Regions from separate parts of the Mus musculus genome. Here region 2 is linked to region 1. The links are chromatin contacts, found by Hi-C or POLR2A ChIA-PET in ENCODE. All regions are on one chromosome and are shown on one strand. The core of a region is the stretch at or near the end of the contact, and the rest is flanking DNA. Distances in the headings are between cores, read along the strand shown.

Evidence for each region. A loop is a pair of places that touch in the nucleus more often than their neighbours do. ChIA-PET counts read pairs that join two places held with the same protein, here RNA polymerase II (POLR2A).
Region 2: POLR2A ChIA-PET joins it to region 1 with 49 read pairs in Patski. The contact joins the enhancer-like site here to the promoter of Ccdc34 in region 1. A Hi-C loop is called at or near these places in 13 of 37 maps with a recorded cell type or tissue (Patski, adrenal gland, gastrocnemius and 2 more). POLR2A ChIA-PET finds 5 or more read pairs at or near these places in 1 of 5 experiments (Patski).

Annotation. Positions count from the first base shown.
Region 1 is chr2:110,012,481-110,019,380 of GRCm38, reverse strand. Ccdc34 (coiled-coil domain containing 34) reads right to left here and starts at 1,564. Exons shown (of 6, transcript NM_026613.4): 1 at 1,167-1,564. The coding sequence starts at 1,513. It overlaps Lgr4 (leucine-rich repeat-containing G protein-coupled receptor 4), which reads right to left. Exons shown (of 18, transcript NM_172671.2): 18 at 5,124-6,900. The coding sequence ends at 6,854.
Region 2 is chr2:110,190,379-110,197,385 of GRCm38, reverse strand. No RefSeq gene overlaps it. Among named protein-coding and RNA genes, the nearest start is that of Gm22997, 24 kb to the left of the region's middle. Within about 2 kb of position 4,970, at least 1 of the 3 ENCODE cell types and tissues checked has a DNase peak (open chromatin) inside an H3K27ac peak, as active enhancers do; it is heart, where a contact is called at or near this core.

The sequences.
Region 1 (6,900 bases), core at 315-2,814:
AAATCTTCTGTACTATGCCTGACACAGCCTGGCAATCAGAAACTTGTAAATGCTTCCTGAGGCTGCCATAAGGAATATATCCTAAAATGAAGCTGTCTTAGAAAAATTCCTACAGAGACAGGCCCTTTGTTCCAGTTTCCATAGTAAAAAGTATATAATATAAAGAAATGTAAGCCCTAAAGAGATACCTGAGTACTAAGCCCCGGGCTGCCTGTACTAGCTCTACGCCTTTGAGGCAGGCCTTAAAAAAAGATTCTTCGCATCCCCACCTTTTAAAAGGTTTATCTTTATTTATGAGTATATACGCACTGGGTATGAGTTTATGTGCACCAAGTGCAAGCATACAGATGTCAGTAGGAGACAGTGTCAGATTTTCTGGAACTAGAGTTACTGGTGGTTGTGAACCACCCGATGATGAAGGTCCTTGGACTCGAACCTGGGTCCTTTCCAAGAGCAGTTAGCCCTCTTAAGCACTGAGCTCTCTCTAGCCTAAGTAGACTTTCTATATGTATTCTAATATAGTTTTCTTTGTGAAATGATTTGGGCTTTTCTTTCTTGATAATAGAAGTCTTGTATATCTTGTTTATCTCTACCTACACTAATATGTGGCAAAATAGTAAATGTTTGCTGAATGAGTCAACGTAAATAAACATTAAGATGGCATTATTAACTAACCCCCTTGATGAACACTCACTATTCCATTAAATGTTCTCTCTCAGATCAGTTAACCTGTCTCTGCAGAGTATGCATGCACCCTTTGGGCATCTGTACCCAGCTCTTTATATTTAAAGCACCTACTTCCTACAACCCAGCACCAGCTACACATTTTGATGCTAAGTTTATGGGTAAGAGCTCTGGAGTCGACAACCTGGTTTTTGAGGCTTTTAAAGGCTCCTAGCAGCAAGTTTTGTGTGCTTGCGACTGTGTACAGTAAGTTTCTATGGAAACTGAGACAGCAATCGTCTATCTCAGGAAAAAGGAACTAGGAATCATGGGAGATCAGTGACCATTTGTAAGAATTTACCCAGCACCCTAGGATGCAAGTGCTGCACAGCCTTTGAGCTGGAAAACAGGAGGTTATGCGGCTCGGGGTAACAACAAAGCCTTCTGAATGCCATCTCTAAGGAGTCTTGACAAGTGCTGGGAGGGCCGAACCTTGAGTTTACCTGGAGCGCTGCTGGAACTCTATTCCTTCCAAGCTCTCCACCTTGCTCTCGGACTCACGGGCATCTTCGTCCAGGGCCTCTTCATCCTCCCCCTCACTGTCGTCCGCGCCAAACGGAAAGCTCTGGTGGCCAAGGGGAGACAACAGGGACAGGGTGGAGTTGCTGCAGCTCAGAGACGGCGGCGACAAGCACTCGGTCAGCGCCACATCCTCCAGCCCTGGATCCCCGGAATCCACTAAGAGGTCGACGACAAAACTCGAGGAGGGCCGGAAGCCCGGCTTGCAGCGGGCGAGGTAACGGGTGCACGGAGCCGGAGAGGCAGCCCGCCACGGCCCAGCGGCCCGCATCAGGCCCGCCAAGTTCAAACGGCCCGAGCAAGGCCGAAGGCGCGTTCTCCCAGCAGGCTCCGCGCGCGCCGTCCGACCAATCAGCGCCAGCTTTAGGCCGTGTTGTCATAGCGACGCTTGTAGCCCGCAAGGGGCTTTGTCTGGGCTGGAAGAGCTTGGCTTCCTCAGTCCAGGTAGGAAGGTTCCTGACTGACAGCTTCAGCTTGGCGTCTCCCCGAGTCGTCCGCCCATTCCTGATGCTGTCCCGAGTACTGTGTTTGCTGTGGTGTTGAAGGCCATTTGGTGCACGACACTTATCAGTGTCACTAAAGCGGATCCTTTAAAAGGAAAAGGCAGAAGCCTGAAGCCATGGTTATTCCCCCTTCCTCATAAAAGCTCAGGATCACTAAAAAAAAAAAAAAATCTAGCACTCGTGATTGAATTTTTTAGTTCATTTATGTTGTTGTTTTTTTTGTTTTTGTTTGTCTAAGGGAGAGAACTTTATCCTCTGTGGGCATAGTTTCTCACTGTATGGGCAGCATCTGTCAACATAATCAGTTCCCCGACCCCCAGTCGCCAAGGCAGGGTTTCTCTGTATAGCCCTGGCTGTCCTGGAACTCACTATGTAGACCAGGCTTACCTCAAACTTAGAAATCCGCCTGCCTCTGCCTCCCAAGTGCTGGGATTAAAGGCATGAGCCACCGCTGCCCTGCAACACAATCGGTTTTATCAGGTTGTGTTAACTTTCTAGTCTTCCAAAGCATTTGTGTCCACTCTCCAGCGTGTCCATACCAGAGCAGCAAATCATGAGCCAACCTTAAAATCCATCGTTCTTTTTAAAATGAAATTTTGAACTGTGATGCAATAGGCATTTTTCTAGGACTTCTTGGCACTCTCCTTTTAGGGGCCGAGGATCTAACTGAAGCCGGCAAGGAAAAGATGGCAGATACTGAAAGTGAGCTGCTTATTCATGCTCACAAAACTGCATACAAAAACGCAGCTTTTGGCTAATGTACATTACATTAGTGTAAGAATCACAAGTGAAATGAGAGTATCTGTAGAATTTTCATAGCGCAGTTAGATATGTTAGAAATACTAGCAACCAAAAGCGAAGCAAAGTGACTATAAATGACATGCTAGCACTATTTTGTTCTTTTTTTTTTCCAGTAAAAACAATGGCATTGGAAGAAAACTGTACGATGAACTAAGAAACGTGATTTAGTAGGCTTATGGTTGTGACTTACTCCAGTTATTCAGTATTGGCATATCTGGTTAAGATATTTTGTCAGAAAACACCCTTGGTGTCAGTAACTCAGAGACATTGGACTACCTTATACCTTCAAAAAGACAGGAACTTGAAAAATGATCCTCCATTCCCCCAAAAAATAACCTAAAGGTTTTGGGGAAGGGAATGGAGCTGGCTTTGAACCAGTAGTTTTCCTCTTAATATTCTTACATAGGCTATTTAACTGCAATGATCTTAATTTAATCCTCCCCAAAATAATCTACCCTGCTATCATAGTCATTCATTAATCCTCAGCTCCACTCAGGACCTGACATATCTTGAACTCTGTCACTATCCCACATTGAGTTCCCCATCATAAACCTCTCAGTGTAGGAATGTTAAATCATATAGTTTCCTAACCCTCTTCATGTTTTATTAAAGTGTTCTTGATACTCTAGGATCAGTGTGTTCACCAAGAGCATTAAGCCTTAAAGGCTACAAGGCAGTTAAATGGCCTGCTGTGGCTGTTTGAATGTGGTCTGTTTTTACAGTACTATTCATTACTTGGACTGAGACAATAGTCAAGATGGATAGGATTATACAAATGTATACATTAACTCTCCCCTTAAGTTACAGGGTGTGGACCTAACAGTATCCTCTTAATACTCATTTTCAATCTAATAATATGAGGGTTTTTTTTTAATTGGCGTGGAAAATCCCTGCAAGAGTGACTTTTGCTTAAAAAATATTTAACTATATTACAAAACTAATTCCTTTGCCAGTAATCCTTATGGCAATTTTATGACATGGGTTCAAAAATGTCTTCCTGCACATACTTAAGTATTAACATATGAAATATGTCTCAGCTTGCGTCAAAATAACGCAAGAGGCAGAAGGACTGAAGGGGCTTAGTGAATGTGGTGAAGATGAAAGGCTCATTGTGTGCCGTGGACACTTGTGAAAGGTGTAAGTGAGGTAATTACACCGTGCTTTTTGCTATAAAAGTTTCCAACATTCCAAGTTTAACATAAACTCACTACTCTCTCCAGAGCTAAGATGAATGGACTAAGCGGTGGGTTGGGAATGATTCCGTCAGTAAACTGCCTACCTCGAAGCATGAGCAGCCGAGTTCCATTTCCAGCACCTACATAAAATTGCAGTGGGGTGGCACAAGCTCAGGCCAGTCATTCTAGCTAATCAGATGGTCTAGCCTAATCAGTGAGTTTCAGACTAATGAGAGAACCTGTCCCAAATGAGGCAGATAGGCTCCCTGAGGAGGACAAGTTGCCACCTGGCATGAGCACACCTCCATACACCCACTCTCATAAAATAATAAACACAGAGAATTAGCTTCTGGTTTGGTTCGTAAGTGTTTTAAGGATTTACTGAAATTTGCTGTGGTTTATCAATTGTCTTTTCATTTGAGAAATGAGGGTTTTCTTAAGCATCTAGGAAAGTCACTGCATGTAGTATCTTGCAGATTGTTAAATTCTTGCCTTCAGTAAAGATCTAGTGATTACTATTCTCTTAAATATCACAATTTGTTTTTTACTATATAGTTTAGATTTGGGATAAAACTTTACTTCTAAATTTCAGTATAGTGTCCTAGACTTTTATAGATAGCATGAAAATTGTGTTTTCCAGTGGTTATTTTCAACATTTCTTTTAATATTTGGTAGTTACAAATTTTAATTTGACTGTGTGATACTAAGTACACTCAGTAATGCATCGAGCTATAAAATAAGAAATACAAGATTGCTTTATAGAAACTCTTGTTTAAATATCAGACGTCTAGCACAGTTTACCACATACTTTACCTAATATTCTATTGTTGTTTTATTTGGGTTTTTGCTTTGTTTTGTTGGGTGTTTTTGAGACACAATCTCTCTGTAAAGCTCTAGCTGCTCTGAAACTTACTATGTAGACCAGGCTGGAGGTGAACTCAAGAGATCTACCTGTCTCTCCCTACCTCACAACTGCTGGGATTAAAGGAATGAACCACCATACCTGGCCTATTCTCTTTCTTTTCTTTTCTTCTTTCTTCCTCCCTTTCTTTTCTTTCTTTCTTTCTTTCTTTCTTTCTTTCTTTCTTTCTTCTTCCTCCCTTCCTTTCTTTCTCTTCCTTTCTTTCTTTTCTTTCTCTCTCTCTTTCTTTTTTTTTTAAAGATTTATTTATTTCATTTATATGAGTTCAATGCCACTGTCTTTATGTCTTCAAACACCAGAAGAGAGCATCAGATCTTATTACAGATGGTTGTGAGCCACCATATGGTTGCTGGGAATTGAACTCAGGACCTCTAGAAGAGCAAGCAGCCAGTGCTCTTAACCGATGAGCCATCTTTCCAGCCCCCAATCTATTTCTTAAAGGAAAAAAAAAAAACAAAAAAAAAAACAGTTTTCAATAACTTGAATTTTAGGAAGAAAGCCTTTAATTGGGATTTTCTTACCAAGTTATGATTTAATATTTATCAGATGTGTAAATATACAAACATTATATTTATGTTGTAAATAGATGACCTTACAAAATTACAAGCACAGTAAATAAATCCCTCCCACATTTTATACAAACTACGTGATTTTGATATACAAAGATTCTGTTTTTATTCCACTGACAATGTACAACCAAGACTATTTACAAGGCAAGGATAAAAAAAAAATCAAAACCAAGAACATGTATCTAAACCACAATTAACCATTGTGCTACTGGCAGCCACTAGAGTTTAGGAGGTAGCTTTAATTAAACAGTGAACAGAAGCCTCATTGCCCAACTCGTGTTCTAAAAATAATTTACACAAGATAAACTTCATCATATGCACAGTATGTACAGTTTAATCAAACTGCAATCTAGCTTAAGTTTTTGTTCAACCAGTATAACTAAGATGGCAGTGGGTTTGCTACTGACTTAGCACAGTGTTAAGTCTTCCACATCAGAAGCCTATAGGTAAGAGTCAAGTAAATTTAGAAAATGTAAAGACATAGGACAAGGTTTGACTCCCCCACTCCTAGTATGTGTCTCGTTGAACCACAGCACACCGCAGCTGAGCTACTGAATGGTTTTGTTGTTTTTTTAAATTACAGCATGCAAACAATGTATGGAAGTTCTCATACAACAGCTCACTAAAAAATCAATTTAAGTGCTTTGAGTCATTATTATCTTACAATTGCAAAAAAAAAAAAAAAAAAAAAAGACTCAAGTGTGCTTCCTGTATAATCAGAATGATAGATAACTTCAACAAATTTGGAAATGTCAGAGCAGCCAGTGACATTAGGACATTGCCAGTCCAGATGAGGACATTACTTAGAGCCATCAAATCCCTTGGATACTATGAAAAGCTCAGTGGTACTTACTACTCAGTCACCTCTACTTAAACCCACGTGGCAATCAGCCTTTTGCTGTGTCCCTGTGCTCTGTGCTGCGATTGTCAAACACTGAGAGGGGAATCACTGGGATTTCATCAGAGCAATGTGCAATGAACAAAAACAAATGTTCTGCTATTAAAAAAAAAAATCTAACAGCTGTTAACATCCTTCTCAAAACCATCTTCAGGTTTTAGATTTATAAATCATTTGAACAAAACCTTTCAATTTATGGACACAGAAAACATGTGAAGGTAATGCCTGTTTGAACTCTTCCTAGCTCTTGCTGGGAGATAGTCCCTTTTTTGGCCCTGAAGTAAGTCATCCTGAGATTAATGATGAATCATTAGGTAAAATTAGCAAGACATTTTCTTAGTTTTATAAATTCACATTTTCACTTAAAATATATTAACAGCTGTCCTTTATTTTGTGCTTAATTCAGAAATAATTTGAACTTTGCACCTGATGGATCAGAAAAGAAAAAAAAAAAACAACTAATTTTATATTGCTATGCCATACATCAAATCATTTTTAAGTCGCATTTATTTCCAATAGAGCATACACTGCTGGGGCATCACAATGTTTTTCAACAATTTATACTTTAGGCTCCCATTCTTCACAGACTTCTGACTTGAAAAATAAACTGCCACCTTCCTCCTCTTCTGCGTGACACCAGGAAGTGATTACACAAGTCCTTCCCAGATGAAAGGTCAAAAGACAGACAGCTCAAGGTATGAGCTGTGATTGGTTGATGGAGGAAAACAGTCGCGGACAGGAGTTCAGTCTCTGACTCTCGGTAGATTATAAGCATAGCGCACCAGAGGGA
Region 2 (7,007 bases), core at 3,721-6,220, 170 kb before region 1:
CAATGTGACTTTAGACTACTGGTTCCTGTACCGCATAATGGTGTGTGCTAGGCAAGTTAAAACGCTCTTGTGAGCTCAGTTTTCCCACCAGAAAAGTGGGTGCTGTAAAACCTACCTGACAACATCGTTGGGAATAATTAGAATAATACAGGAGCCATGAGAGTACCACATAAACGCTGGTGTACCACATAAATGCTAATGACATCATCTGAGCAAGAGAAGGAAAGCAAGTGTGGGTACAGCGATGGTGTGTAGACATCAATATGCTACCTTTTAACTCTACAATGCCAGCCAGCATCCAGCAACCACACCCGAAGGTACTGGAGAAACTCACCCCATCTCCAGGTAGAGGCCACTGTTGCCCCAGGCTTTCTGAGTAAGAAAGAATGGTCCTCACACTTTGTAGAGACCACCTGCATCTCTAGCTTCAGACACTTTGTCTTTTCCTGCAATTGTCAGTATAGGCTTCCATTCCATTCGTGGGCAAGTGTTTCTGTGTCATCAGAATGCAAACAAACCCCCACTCATGCCTGTGGCTTGAGAAATTCAGAGGCAGGGATTTTTTTTAAATAAAGGAGGAGGAGATTAAAAAAAACAAAACCAAGAATTACCAGTTGGAGCTGGCATTCTTCATGGATGGTGCGTTTGAGTTATTGGAGTTTAATCATAAACCTTCATTGGGAAATACAAAACCCATTGATGTTCAGGAGTTTGACATTTGCAATGGACCCTCACCTCCCTTCCAAAAAGGCCTCACTTGTTTGAGTAAGGCAAATGGGGAAACAACAGTCATTTCTAGAGCATTCCTGGTCTTTCTGCATCACTTTAAAATTCAGCTCTCGCTCTCTCTTTCTCTTTCTCTATCTGTCTCTCTCTCCATAATAAAGACAAAAGCAATGGCTAAAACAAACCGACAAAAAGCCTTTTTGAAGGAAAAGGCTCATTGGCTTGGAAAGAATCACAGACATTATGTCCTCTATCTGTCTGATAACATTTCATCTATAATCCCTCCTGGCTGAATGTCGATTCAGCCAGTCCAAAAGCTCACCAGAAAGCCAAGATTCACAAGCATTCCTTCACCATCTCAATAACAGATAAGCACCAAATGCTAATGTTAAAAAAAAAAAATAAACACGTCTGTTTGCTAAGCCCGTACCGATAGTGAACAAAGCAGTCAAGGTACAAATGAGGAAGATATTGTGTGATTACAATTAAAAATCTATTCTAGCAAGTGTCTGAAGAAAAAGCTCAAGGAGCCGCAGGAGTGACCAAAGGAAGACTTTGTACAGTAAAAGAACTAAATGAAACTAGTGTCCTCAGAGAGGGCAGAGCAGAGGTAGACAGGGCTAGACCACATGGGCTTCACCAGGGAGGTTGGCCTTTCTCCTAAGAGCAGGGAGACAGGAATCCATGGAGTCAGAGTAAAGTAAGACTAACAGCACACAGCTTGCACAGGGCAGCCACACCAGTACAACGTGAACCTTCAAAGGCCAAGGCTACAGCTCAGCATCTCCCAAAGCTTAACGGAGCCACAGAAAGATGACATTCTATATGCATCTCAGCACCAGCCATCCTTCCTCAGGAATTAATGCTGTAATCTTTTGAATCTGATGCACATATTGAGTCCTCTATGTTTTACCCCATGCTGGACTATGAAAAAGAACTACTGAGAAGTTTTGAGAATATAAGCTTCTTGGATGGCACACTTAATAAAAACTTTATATATATATGTATATATATATATATATATATATATATATATATATATATATATGTATATGTATATGCCATCCAAAGAAGTTCAAGAAGCCATTGCTTCAGCATTCTTGGTGTTGCTGATGGTCAAAGTTTGGGTGGCTTTTTAAGTGTGTATAGCTGTTTTGCTTGCAAATATGTCTGGTGCCTGAGGAGGTCCAAAGGCATTGAATATGCTGGAACTAGAGTTACAGATGGTTGTGTGTTACCATATAGGTGTTGGGAATTGAACCTGGGCCCTCCAGAAGAATAGCTAGTTCTCTTAACAGTTGATCCATCTCTCCAGTAACATCAATGACTCTAAAAGCTCACCAGAGACATGGCCAAATCCTGGCACTTACGTTACACACCCCTTGATCTGTCAGCTACGCACAGATGCCCAAAACTCTACCCCAGCTTGATCTCATTACAAAAGTATGCATTTTCTTTAGCTTCTAAGATCTCCACGTGCCTTTTCTACTTCAAATTATAGACTTTTGAATTGAGTATTTAGTTTAATTGTAGCCCACTCTCCTAAATTATTGAATATTGGATATTTCATAGAACTCTGATTTTGGTAAGAATCTATGAATCTACAAAAACATCATGTTTCCATTTTTATCTTTAGTGTGATAGAATGTATTATGATTAAGTAAGAAAACTCACAGAAAATTCACTTGGGTGACATAAATCATAGAGTGTCTAGCACAGGATTAAATACATAGTAGGCAAAAAGCTAGATGATGGATGGATGGATGGATAGATAGATATGGAAATAGATTAGATAGATAGATAGATAGATAGATAGATAGATAGATAGATAGATAGATAGATAGATAGGTAGGTAGGTAGGTAGGTAGGTAGGTAGGTAGGTAGATGAAGGGGTCTGATTTGAGTATAAAAGAAAGTGTGGAAAACATGTGGGAATTAGTGGTTACTTCCAGCTGAGAATTCATCAGATGCTTCACTGACAGTAAGACATTTCTACAGACTTGACAAGTGCGTTTAACAGAGTAGCAATAATAATGGGAAGCCTGAGAAAGACCATTTGGAACCATTTACTGAAGTCATTTAGCACAAAGTTGGCATTAAGTTTCAGGGAAGAGCCAGGGCTTCTCATAGCATGCAGTGTTCTACCTACCACCTTGCTGACCCTGCTACACTTCCCTTCCTACATTCTATTCCTACATCTTTACTAGTTAGGTCTTCTCTAACTCTGTAAAAATATAAGAGCGCCTGGGAACCTAAAGACTATCTCCTGTGCTAGCTGACAACACTGCCCCACATTTTTTTCTCTGGATCAATCTTCAGATAATTTAGGAAACAGATGGTCAGATAATTCCCTAACCAGGTACTAGCCAGGTATATACACACATGACTGGGAAGAAGACTCTATCCATATAATGTATTTCTCTTCTAAGCAGAAGGACCTGAATTCTATCCCCAGATCCAAGGTTAAAAGTAAAGTGACAGGTGTAGGGCATGTTATTCTAATCCCAGCACTGGAGAGGCGGTGTCACAGGTGATTGGGGTTCCCTGGTAAGCCAGAGTAGTCCAATCACTAAGCTTTGGGTTCAGTCAGAGTCCCTGACTCAGGAAAGCTAAACGTCTCCCAAGATAAGGCCAAATACACACATCTTCATGTAACCCCTCAACAACACAGAATTCACACATGCTCTAAACATTTATGTTTAACATAGTTATACTTTGATTTTAAGAGACAGAGAAATTATACTTTCTAATGTCTAATTGCAGCATGTGAATAATATTAACATCTATCATACTTTAGGCATGGAAGTTTAGCAGTAATGCATAGTTAGTGATATGTGCTGAACATCTTTCAATCTTATGTATGCATTTTAGATACCAAAACTTTAATTTTGAAAGTCAGTGATCTCTGTGGTGGCCAAGGATGCTTTAACTCTATTAAATATAACTGCCACTGGTCAGCAACTCACTACATAGAAACATTCTGCAATCCACATACTGACAAGTTGATAGGTTAGTGAAGCATAATTGTCTATATTCACAAAAAGGCAAATAAATGATGGAATTGGCTTCTCCTAACTAAGGTGATAGGCAGTGAGGTGCCAACCTCTAATTGCCCAAAGAGGGAAGATATTTGTCTAGAGTTTACCAAGGTCTTCAGAGAACAACTTTTTAACTAGCCTCCTTTGAGAAGAGATGTCTAGGAGGTTGCCATCTGCTTCAAACAAACTCTCCACTAAACCCTTTGCTTTCAATATCATCTCTTGCAGAGAGACAGAGACAAAGATACAGAGACAGAGAGACATAGACAGAGAGAGAGTGTGACAGGGACAGGGAGGGAGGAAAACCTTAAGATCTATCCTGCTTCATGTGACTACAAGGCATTGTGCAGTTTCAGATCCAACAAATGCCAGCACCTAAACCAGGTGCACATTCAAGAGTCTGTGTGCCACAAGCTGCCTTTGCCTCTGCTGCCATCTAGCCAGAACAGGATCCTAAGGGTGGAATGACCCTGTTCCCATGGTCAACTGCAAGCCACATAAGACCTAGCACCTGGCCAAATGGTGACAAATGTTTCCTGCGTCCAGTCTAGTAAACTCTCATTTGTGATTTAAAAAAAAAAAAAAAAAAAAAAAGGCATGGTCTAGTGAGCAGCTAGAGAGAGGACCAGGTGTCACTGGAGAAAGGTTTCTTGCTTGAAAGAATATGTGGGTCCTGGCAAGGACACAGCCCTCCTTGGCCTTGAGAGGATCACAGCAAACAGGCTTAACCAAGAGCCCTCCTCCAGACCCTTGCAGCTGGCTGGAAAATGAGCGTGACAGTAAACATGTGTTGCTTCTCTTGGGACCTGACTAATCAGATTACCTGCCTCAGATACATACCAGGGAATTTATGGTGAGGCCGTTTGGAAATTAAGCTCTCTGAAAGGAGGAATGGTTTATCACCATTGTTTGTTAGGGTCTAAAATTACTCTGCATACCTCACCGTCATACAGAGCAGAACATCTCTCACTCTATTGTCCCCTGCTGCAGAGGAGCTAACTGCCAGCCTCGGCTCTTGTCAAGGAGCCCAAACATTATCATTCAAAGGCTGTATTTACAAATGGAGCAGGACGGCAGTAAAACCGATGACCTTGCTGCTTCTGGAATCTCATAAAAAGTTTCCAAGCTGCTCCTCCCCAGAGCAAATAAGGGTGTTGCAGTTGCTAGTCCTCTGGCGGCGCTCCAGCTGGGGCTATTACATTCCTCCCTCATAAACTTTCCTCTGAGCTCTGAATACAGACTTGCCTGCTTGTCTGGGTGCTTAACTCTGGAAGTGCTGCTGTGTTTAGAGCATTTAAAGCGAGATGTAGGAGCAAAGTAGAAGAAAAACAGGGAGAGCGAGAAAAGAGGTGACTGGACACTCCGCTGTGGGCCAGGCACCGCACGGTTTTCTCATTCAAGCTTTGTAACCTATTCACATTGCATTCACCCATGTTCCCATGCCTGGAAGGCTTGAAGGACTGAGACTGGCATGTTTTGTTTCGATACAATGGGCATTGGTGCATGCATGCGTGTGTGTGTGTGTGTGTGTGTGTGTGTGTGTGTGTCCCTTTGACCGACACAATCTAGATTGCCTGCTGATATGGGCAAGGTGGAGGAAAGTCAATGAGAGCGATGAGTCAGAGCAGGGCTTCTGAGAACCTATTGTTTTACTGATGAAGAGAATCTGTCTTAGCTGACAGGTGTCTTTTGCCCTTTCCCCTTCTTACCTCTTTGAACAAGGATGTAGGGATTAGAGGAGCAGCCTTCACTTCATGATCAAAGTGGGGAGGTCCCAAGCAGAAAGACAGCAGAGACAACGCATGGATAGTCTTTGAGAGATTCTCAACTCCAAATCACGAATGCTCAAGTTTACTAGTAACACACACACACACACACACACACACACACACACACACACACACACACACACACACACGGGAGGAGAGATTCTTTATAGTGGTAGAAAGACTAAAAGGAATACTTAACTCTACAGTCTTTGCCTACTGGTATCCTAGTGATCCTGGATGTGCACTCAACTTCCCTTGCGCAGGGAGAGACATTTTTCAAACAATAGGAATGGCAAAGGGTGACAGAATTCCTGAGCTGCAACCATGTGTGTTCTGTAAGACTTATTTAATAGCAGATACAGTCTAGAGAGCTTTCTGGCTAATGAGAGAGCAAGCAGCCCACGAACCACATAACTCTTCCTTATGAGAGAAGCTGATGTGACAAGGAACTGTGGGAAGCATCAAGGAGTGAAGGTCAGCTGGCCCCAGACAGGCGGAAGCTGCTCTCAATCCCTTCTCTGAGGATTCTTCACTAAAGAGGCCTCCAAATGAAAGTGCAGCCCAACCGATACCTCCAGTGCAGCTTTGTGAGAGCCTGAATGAAGGACTCAGTGCAGACACCCAGACTCCAAACCCACAGAAACTTAATCAGTAACTGCTGTTTAAAGTCACTCAGTTGATGGTAGTTCATTATGCAGCAATATGACATTGAACACACTCCTTGATTCTACTATAGCGATCTTATATGCAGAAAAATGAAATATGTTTGGTGGATACACAAAAGATCAATATTAGAGGTCTCCACAAAGTGCTGAGGGCTGCAAGTTGATGCTAAGAGAAGGTAGGGATTGAGGACTGTTATGGGTTAAAAAGAAAACCAGATTTTTAATTTTTAATTCTTTGAATGAACACTCTCATTCAAAAGGCTTTTAGAAGGTGGCTAGAGATATGTCTCAGGAGCAAAGAGTACTGACTACTCCTCCAGAGCACCCATATTCAATGCCCAGCACGCACATGGCAGGTCACGAGCATCTGTAAGACTCGACATCCCATCTGGCCTTCAAGAGCACTATGTACTGGCATGATGCGCAGACATACATGCAGACACACATACACATAAAACAATATTTTTTGTTTTTGAAAAGGCTTTTAGGTGATATAGCTGTACTGGTAACCCATCTGTCTGGCATGCACAAGGCCATGAGTTTAATCCCCAGCACAGCATAAATCAAGCACAGTGTCACACAAACAGTCAGAAGGTAGAAGTGGAGCCAGGAGAGTTAGAAGTTCAAGGTCATCCTCAGCTAAACAGTGATTCAAAGCTAGCCTAGGCTGAAAGAGACCCTCCAAATTAAAATACTTTTAACAGTCAGGTGATAATGAACTAGAACAGAAATAAACTGTTAACTAACCCTGTGGGTACACCTTTGACTGATCTAAGGCAGGAGAATAGGCAACCTTTTTCTGTTTACGG